2 separate regions of the Homo sapiens genome follow, and region 2 is linked to region 1. Evidence: chromatin contacts called from ENCODE Hi-C data. All regions are on one chromosome and are shown on one strand. Each heading gives the region's core, a stretch centred on a gene start or an enhancer-like site at or near the end of the contact. The rest is flanking DNA. Distances are from core to core; before and after follow the strand shown.

Region 1 (4,522 bases), core at 1,217-3,716:
GAATAAGTTACAAGGAAAAGAAAATAACAAGAGAGACATAAATGTCACATCAACCAAATGCAATATATGAACATAAGGACCTTGACTCAAATAAATCATTAAAAAGTCATAAGACAAAGAAATTTGAACACTGACAGGATATTTGATAACACTAGGGGAGGGGGAATAGCAGATGAAGAGAGGATAGAACAATTCATATCTTACTAGCATAAATAAAAGATAAATATTTAAGGTGAGGTGCATTCCAATTACCGTGATTTGACCTTTAGACATAATATGAATGTATCAAAATATCACATTTACCCTTAAAATATGTACATCTATTATGTATCAATAAAAAAACATACATACATAAAATTAGACACATTAGCAGTAAAGTTGTACTTGATAAAAGTTGTTATGATTAAAATCTAACAGAAGGACTGAAAAAAAGGTAAGGATTATTGTCCATGTTTAGGCATAAATTAGTATTGTATTCAAAATATAAATCCTTGTCTATTAAACATTTATATTGTAATATTTATGGATGAAATGATATAACATTTTATATTTGCTGCAAAATAATCTGGAAAAGTTGGTGAGCTATATAAGAAACAAAACTGGCAACGAGTTGATAATGGTCAAATGTGGGTGATGGGTGTGTCAGAGTTTATTTTACGATTTTTTTCTAAATTTGTATGCATTTGACATTTTCTTTAATAAAAAGGTCTTTAAGACATTCACTTCTTGCCAGTTCCACTATTGCTGCCTCATCAGTGCCACCATCCTCTCTTACCTGTGAGGCATATGAGAGCGCCCCTCTGGGTACTCCCTTTACCCATGGTAGCCTCCTTTAATCCATCCTCTTCATAACAGTCAGAGTGATCATTTAAAACTCAAATCAGCCAGGTGTGGTGGCTCACGCCTGTAATCCCAGCATTTTGGGAGGCCAAGGTGGGTGGATCACCTGAGGTCAGGAGTTCGAGACCAGCCTGGCCAACATGGTGAAACTCTGTCTCTACTAAGAATACTAAAATTAGCTGGGCATGGTGGCGTGTGCTTGTAATCCCAGCTACCTAGGAGACTAAGGCAGGAGAATCGCTCGAACTCAGGAGGTGGAGGTTGCAGTGAGCCAAGATTGCACCACTGCACTCCAGCCTGGGCAACAAGAGAGAAACTCCGTCAAAAACAACAACAACAACAAACTTAAATCATATCCCATCTTCTTCACCTTGTCTCCTTTAATGACCTTCCCCACACTTCTCATTCAACTGAAATAAAATCTAAACCCCTGACCCACAAGGTCCTTTGTAATCTGGACCCTGAACGTCTCTTCAGACTCATCCTACGTGTCTCTTCCTGATACTCTTGCCACCCGGAGATTCTTTCTGTCTCTCAAACATGCAAGCTATTCCCTTCTCAGGGCCTTTGTCCAAGCAATTCCCTCTAGCTGAAAGACTCTTCCCTGAGCCCTCTGAAGGGCCTGCTTCTTCCTGTTCTGGTTTCAGGGAGGCCTTTCCTGGTACTGCTAAGAAAAATGAGCCATTCTGTCATTGTCCATCACACAAGTCTGTTTCTTTGCTATTCTTTTATCACTGATATTTAGGTAGCCAGTTTGTTCATCTATTTTTACCCACTAAAATATAAGTCTTATTTGCACAAAAAAGAGGGCCTTTTTCTATGATGTCCCCTGTACCTAGAGCTGCCACTCAACAAATATTATTTGAATAAATCAATGAATTAATTTATACAAGATCTAAGTTTCTGTTTCAGTTCTACATTTGTGTGAGTCTTGTTTTAGTTAGTATGTGACCAGGAAGACTATACAGAAGAGTTCAGCTCTCCTCTTGTAGGCCTGTGACTTTGGGAATTAGCTTCTCCACGCCTCTGCCTATTTCTCTGTAAAAGGAGACTTCTACTAGATTATGAACGTTAAATCAAATTTTATTCTTCATCTACCTATATTCCAAGTACCCCTTTCTATTGTCAATAGTACTTAACACATTTTAAATTACATGTGTATTTATATTTATTTAAGTTATATACATTATATAATTAATATCTACCTCATCCTAGCTGTGAGAGCAAGGACCATATTTGTTTTCACTTGCTGTTGTATCCTAGTCAGTATCACAGTAATTGGCACATTCTAAGCTCAGTACTCATATATAGAATAAGGGAATAAGTGAGTAAGTGTTTACCTATACTACGCCCACTATATAACAATTCCTCAATAAAGAGTACTTTTGTTATAATGGAAATGGTGGCAGTTCTCTTAGCATTCACCCAAAGGATCAGGTGAATTAGGCCATACAACCAGATCTTTGAAATGGTCATGAATCTCAAATGCCCTTGTTGCAGGCAAAGAATTGGATGATAGGTTTCCCACACACCCACTGTAATCTCTGGTGCCAACACTCTTGGTTTGACAGCTGAATTCTCACTTCCTTCGTCTCTGAGCCTGCCATGATCATCTAAGTCAGCTGGCCTGTGTGGCTCACTGCTTTCACTTCCTGTTTGCTTACTCATTATTAAACCATTTCCTGACTTCTATGTTTTACCTCAGCCTGGGAACCTAAAAATGACTTTTCTTTGATTATTACCTGGCTTTCTAGGGCTTAAAATCCTGCCCTAAACTCTTAAGTGCACTACAGCTTTCTGACAAGAATAAAATAATGAAATAGAGTAGTAGAAACGAATACAATCCTCTTCTTTTATAGAATAAAATAGTAAGGAATGCTTCCTGGTACCTAACATATTTGGTTAGATTACAATATCACATTGCTATATTTCATAAAAGCATTTTATTTATACTGCCTATTAAGTGCATTGGCATCAAAATGTATTTTTTATTGTACCTAACTGGATTTGTGTTTAAACTTTTTTTGCCCCCATCCACCTTAGATTGGCCCTTACTAAATATATTTTTTTAAATGAACCAATTTTCTCAAGCCCATTTTGTATTTTGTTTCTGATTTCTAGAATATTGGCACTGTCACTTAGCATATTTTCTCTCAATTATAATTTCTATTACTTTCATTCATTGAAATGACTATGAGTTTGACCAGTATGTCTGTCTAAATTTGGAGAAGATCAATTATGTTAAATATATCAAATATTTGAAAATGGGATTAAAGAATCTTTCAATAACAGTAAAATGTTCTCTCTCTTGAAATAGATCTGAATTTGCCTACTATCAGAGACTTAAATGTAGAATAGACAAAACATAAGAAAAATTATTTAAGGAATATTTATTTATTACCTACAAGGACTAGGTTAACTGATACAGGATATGCTTTTTTAGTTTTACTTTGTGATTTTATGATTCTTATTTATAGTGTCTCTAGGACTTTCTATCTGGATACAATTCATTTAATTGCATCCAAGTTATTATCCTATTTAACACACAGGAGTTTTCATACTAATGTAGCATACTGATTTAACATTCCTTTTAAATACCATTTCATAATCTTAACTTTATTTCTAGAAAGTTGATAAAATATCTTAAAGCTGGGTTATGTACATGTCCCACTCAAAATTTATATAGAAGGCACAAGAAATAGCTTCATTCACTGCAGAACAATTTTGACATCTTTGATAAGAAAGCAAGAAGCCAAACTGCACGCTGGGATCATCTATCTTGAAAACAGTCCATGTTTTCACCCAGAGTCATCTGCAAAGACGCACAGACAGCTGCAGACCCGTCCTGCCCAGAGACGAGCCTTCCACAGAATCCTGATGAGGCTGCTGCCTGTAGTCCGTGGGGTAATGGCTGACCTCTGACCCTGCCTGACAGCCAGCACTTTTGTCATCTTTCTGTGCAACAAGTCAAATTAGGCTATAATTGCTGCACAGACAATGGGCTGTAATTACACATTCACGTCCCAGAGTCTGGTAGGAGGGAGATGATTGCGGCTGGAAGTGGACAAGGAGAAGTCAAAAAGTCAAAAGACAAACCACTTTTTGATACTTTTCTCCAAAGTGTGGCTATACTGTGGACTCCTCAAAGAGGAGAAAGAATCAAACGACACCGGAGAGCAACCACTCTCATTCAAAATACCATAAAGACATTAATTTCATGGACTTTAGTAGGTGTGATACACCAAAGGTTATGTGACTAATAAATAAAAGCAAGGACAACTATGGTTCCCACGACTATGGTTCTCTGCAACAACTACTTTGTTTTTGCTATTCAATTTTTTAATTCTGGGAGTTATTCATTAGGGTGAGCCAAAGTTATTTTTAAAAAAATTTAAGCCCAATTTTTAAATATGCAAAACATTTACAGTAGCAAATTAAGTAGACTGAACAGCTTAAAAACACCCATAAAAGCAGATCTGCCTTTGCTGCCTTTGAGACCATCTGCAAAATTATTGGCACCTTTCACCATCCCTATCCAAAGTTGTGGATCTACCAGGAAAGTTATAGTTTTCTCAGGAATGAGATAACTTGTATTTGTTTCTGACATTTCTTTTCTGACATTTGCTTTTCCAGCATCTTCTTTTTTTTTTTTTTTTTTTTTTTTGAGACGGAGTCTTGCTCT
Region 2 (4,522 bases), core at 2,023-4,522, 1.1 Mb after region 1:
CCAATAGGCAAGAAACAGAACACACAAAATTAACTAGAAAAACATTCCTTGTGTTTCAAATCACCTGTTTCATTCATTATTATATCTCTCATGCATTACCTGGCTTCCATAAGGAAATACCAATGGCTTTTCTGCAGTAGACTAGCTGGTGGTTGATGACTACCTTATGTCAAGATGTAGAGAATGATGATAGTAGGCTGCAGGTAGTGAATAAGCACACGGTATCACTCACATTTGACTCTGTACTGATCATCTCAAGGGTACTTTGGAGATTCACAGGATACAAGTAGATGACACAATACATAAACTTTCAATGTGAGCTCACTCATAACTCAGGCCCCTTTAACTTGTTTGACCCTGTGCCTGGAATGCTCTTCCTCCAAAACTTCCCATGGCTGTCTCTTTCTTATTATTCAGCTCAAATGTCACATTCACAGAGATGCCTTCCCCAGGCACTCTGTATAAAGTAGTATTCCACACTCAGTCCCTCTATCACATCTTATAATTTTATTTTCTTTGTGGCATTTATCACCACCTGAAATAGGCTTACTTATCTTTATACTATATTTATTTGTCTCCCTCGCAAGACTATAAGCTCCTAGTGGGCAGTGATTATTTTTTAACATGCAGCCTGGAATATAGTAGTAGGCCCTGAATAAATAGTGGTTGAATGCTTGCGTGAGCAACAGATATTTATCAAATGCCTGTAATATACCAGCTCTGTTCTAGGCAGTGGGGGTGTGGCAGTGAACCAAGCAGACAAAAACTGCTGAAGTCTTGGAGTTTATATTCTGATGTAGGAAAAGAGTCAACAAATAAGGCAAGGAAGAGGAAGCTGCAGTGAGGCTGTGCTGCATTAAGAAGTGGAATCAAGGAAAGGTCTTGCTGGGCAGACCTGAAGAAGGTGAGAAGGGAGGGACCTGAACAAGGTGAGGAACACGGGAGGGAGGAGAAATGAGACTTTTACAAGGATGTGCAAAGGCCCTGAGAAAACAAGAAAGGGGCTATGTGGCTAAAGCCAGCCAGCTCCTGGGGGCAGGGCAGGAGATGTGTCAGAGAGGTGCTGGTGGGATAACTCCAAACATGTAGAGTCTTGTAAGCCACTGAGAGGACTTTGGATTTTGCTCTTTCTGAGATAGGAAGCCACTGGCAGGCTCTGAGCAGAGTGACATACCAGCCTTGGATTATAAGCAGGGTCCCTGTTTTTGTTCTGGTGATACAAGACTGTAGGAGCAGAAGTAGAAGCAGTTAGGAGACCAGTGCAATAATCCAGGCAAGAGATGATGGTGGCTTGGTCCAGGGTGATGATAGGGAGATGGTGAAATACGTTAATAGTCTAGAAAGATTTTTAACACAGAGCTGGCAGGATTTGCTGATGCAATGAGCAATGGTAATTATACAAAAATATGTGCAGAACTGATACAAAGAAGGCTTTTCTTGGATTTGTAGAAAAGAGGCTGGTTTTGTCAGGTCTCTGACACTAATATAACGCCTAGTAGCACAACCACCTCGAAATCCTGCACTGGGACTTGGAAGTTTTGTGTTATCTATTATTTATCCCAAAGAACAGAACAACAACAAAAAAAGAATGTTGAAATACATTCAGTATCAAAATCTGTACTTGCAATTAAGATAACTGGTTTGGGGGTTGATCTCATTTCAGCACACTGACATGAGCGCGGTAATTGTTGAGCAGATATAAACATTTCAAAATAAAAATGACATTTATCTGTGAGGAGACTGTGAAGCTCACTGGGTAGTTACACAGAAGGATAAATTTTATCAAGAACAAAGATCTTGCCTGATTTATCCTGATGTGTGGTCTATACTTCAAACTGATGTGATAACTGCGCAGACCCCTGACCCTTTGCTTATTGGGCTACACTGAAAGCGCTTTGGAGATTATTCGCCTTTGCATTCCTCACTCCCTGGTGCCCTGCAAATAATAGCAGGTACACAAGAAACATTCAGTGACCCAATCATTTCTTGACACCCTCCTCTGCACTCTTCTCTTTTTGCAGCATTCAGGAGCTCTTACTTATTTTCATACCCAAATCAGTGATCAGATAATCACTCATAAATATGACATTTCAGAACGTGCTGGGAGCAGCGCAGACAGTGTGTAGGGAGCCATCCAGAGGCCCCACCCACCTGGGAAGCCAGGGAAAGCTTCCAGGGGGAGGGGGCGGTTCTGTGGGCTGCAGTCCGAGGGGGAAAAGCAAACGTGTAGGCAGCAGGAGTTGAGAGATGGGATCCAGACAAGGGCCTTCAGATATATAAATATCCCTTTCTGAGACTGACGGGAACTTGGACAGGGCCGAAGAGTGACCGAGGCATGCGGGAGAGAAGGGGCGCCTGGACTTTTGGAAGGATAAACATGCAGGCGCCAAAGGTGGCTTTAAAAATTACGTTAGATCTGCAACTGTTGTGAGTCTAAGGGCGCGATTCAACGAAGGCTGAATGGGACCCGGAGACCGAACGTTCCGGAGTCTTACCCCTTCACTTCGAAGTGAAGTGCCTCGAAGGCCCTGCGGGAAGAGGGAATTGCAATTAAGAGCAGATTTGAAGCTTCATCTCATTTTGTCTCTGCAGCCAGAAAATAAACTATCGTAAAGCATCCTACTGCGGGACACTGAGGTTTGCTTTTTGTTTCTAGGTTTATTTATTTATTTTCCAGGCTGGCTGCAAGGCAACTTGAACAAAATCTGGCTGCGCTCGGACTGGGGCGGCTCTTTCGTCTCTCCAGGTTTTTCGCGTCTCTCTACTTTCAGTGACACGACAACCAACGATGGCAGGCCGCAGCTGCACTGCTGGAAGCGCCCAGTTCCGCAGGCGGGAGGGCCGGAGGCGGCCACGCATTTCCACTCCCGGGGCGACAGGCTTCCGAAAGTTCACGTCCTCCTTCCAGAGTCCTTGGGTGCGGGCTGGGGCGAGAGGGGAGGGGGCGCGGTGACTGTCCCTCCAAGGAGCTGTCTTCCGAAGCCGCCAAGTCTCGGGCGGGTCCTCTTCGGAAGAGGGAGAAAGTTGGGCGGGACCACGGGGCGGGGCTGGTGGGTGGGGAGCGGGTGGGAGTCCGGGCGCCCCCAGCGCTCGCGAGCCGGGGTGGAGCCAGCAGCCCCGCGTGGCGTCCGCGTTTAAGATGCAAATCGAGTCCCCGCTCCCCACCTCCCCTCGCCCGGTAAGCGAGGCTCCGCCGCCGCCCACGCCTCCTGCGCGCCACGGCACCAGAGCAGGCGGCTCTACTTAAGCAGCGCGCGGGCCGCGACCCGGCACTCGCCTGGAGCGCGCGGGCAAGGCGGGCGGAGCGCACTGGAACTCAAGGGGGCGCACAGCGGCGCGCTCGCACCGCTCGGCTCCGCGCGGCTCTAGGAGGTGGCGGCGGTGGCGGTGGCGGCGGTGGCGGCGGCGGCGGCGGCGGGGCGCAGGGCTGAGCGAGCGTCCGGGTTCCGGGGCTCCGGGGAAGGCGGTTGCAGCTCCTGAGTGCAGCGCGGCTTCCTGCCACTGTCCCGGCCCGGCCACCTCTCTGTCATGGCTCTGGCGGACAGCACACGTGGATTACCCAACGGGGGCGGCGGCGGGGGCGGCAGTGGCTCCTCGTCGTCCTCCGCGGAGCCACCGCTCTTCCCCGACATCGTGGAGCTGAACGTGGGGGGCCAGGTGTACGTGACCCGGCGCTGCACGGTGGTGTCGGTGCCCGACTCGCTGCTCTGGCGCATGTTCACGCAGCAGCAGCCGCAGGAGCTGGCCCGGGACAGCAAAGGCCGCTTCTTTCTGGACCGGGACGGCTTCCTCTTCCGCTACATCCTGGATTACCTGCGGGACTTGCAGCTCGTGCTGCCCGACTACTTCCCCGAGCGCAGCCGGCTGCAGCGCGAGGCCGAGTACTTCGAGCTGCCAGAGCTCGTGCGCCGCCTCGGGGCGCCCCAGCAGCCCGGCCCGGGGCCGCCGCCCTCGCGGCGCGGGGTGCACAAGGAGGGCTCGCTGGGTGACGAGCTGCTGCCGCTTGGCTACTCGGAGCCCGAACAGCAGGAGGGCGCCTCTGCCGGGGCGCCGTCGCCCACGCTGGAGCTGGCTAGCCGCAGTCCGTCCGGGGGCGCGGCGGGCCCGCTGCTCACGCCGTCCCAGTCGCTGGACGGCAGCCGGCGCTCGGGCTACATCACCATCGGCTACCGCGGCTCCTACACCATCGGGCGGGACGCGCAGGCGGACGCCAAGTTCCGGCGAGTGGCGCGCATCACCGTTTGCGGAAAGACGTCGCTGGCCAAGGAGGTGTTTGGGGACACCCTGAACGAAAGCCGGGACCCCGACCGTCCCCCGGAGCGCTACACCTCGCGCTATTACCTCAAGTTCAACTTCCTGGAGCAGGCCTTCGACAAGCTGTCCGAGTCGGGCTTCCACATGGTGGCGTGCAGCTCCACGGGCACCTGCGCCTTTGCCAGCAGCACCGACCAGAGCGAGGACAAGATCTGGACCAGCTACACCGAGTACGTCTTCTGCAGGGAGTGAGCTCCCCAGACCCCCT

The links. A loop is a pair of places that touch in the nucleus more often than their neighbours do. Pooled maps may share reads with other maps.
Region 2: a pooled map shows a loop between it and region 1 (18-fold over the local background). The contact joins the promoter of KCTD12 here to the enhancer-like site in region 1. A Hi-C loop is called at or near these places in 2 of 37 single-sample maps with no recorded cell type and 6 of 50 pooled maps.

The regions. Positions count from the first base shown.
Region 1 is chr13:78,020,300-78,024,821 of GRCh38, reverse strand. All of the region lies in intron 2 of LINC00446 (long intergenic non-protein coding RNA 446), which reads right to left. Among named protein-coding and RNA genes, the nearest start is that of LINC00446, 9.7 kb to the right of the region's middle. Within about 2 kb of position 2,466, at least 10 of the 41 ENCODE cell types and tissues checked have a DNase peak (open chromatin) inside an H3K27ac peak, as active enhancers do.
Region 2 is chr13:76,885,155-76,889,676 of GRCh38, reverse strand. KCTD12 (potassium channel tetramerization domain containing 12) reads left to right here and starts at 3,272. Exons shown (of 1, transcript NM_138444.4): 1 at 3,272-4,522. The coding sequence starts at 3,529. The coding sequence ends at 4,506. RefSeq lists silencers at 3,045-3,474, 3,875-4,144 and an enhancer at 3,758-4,257.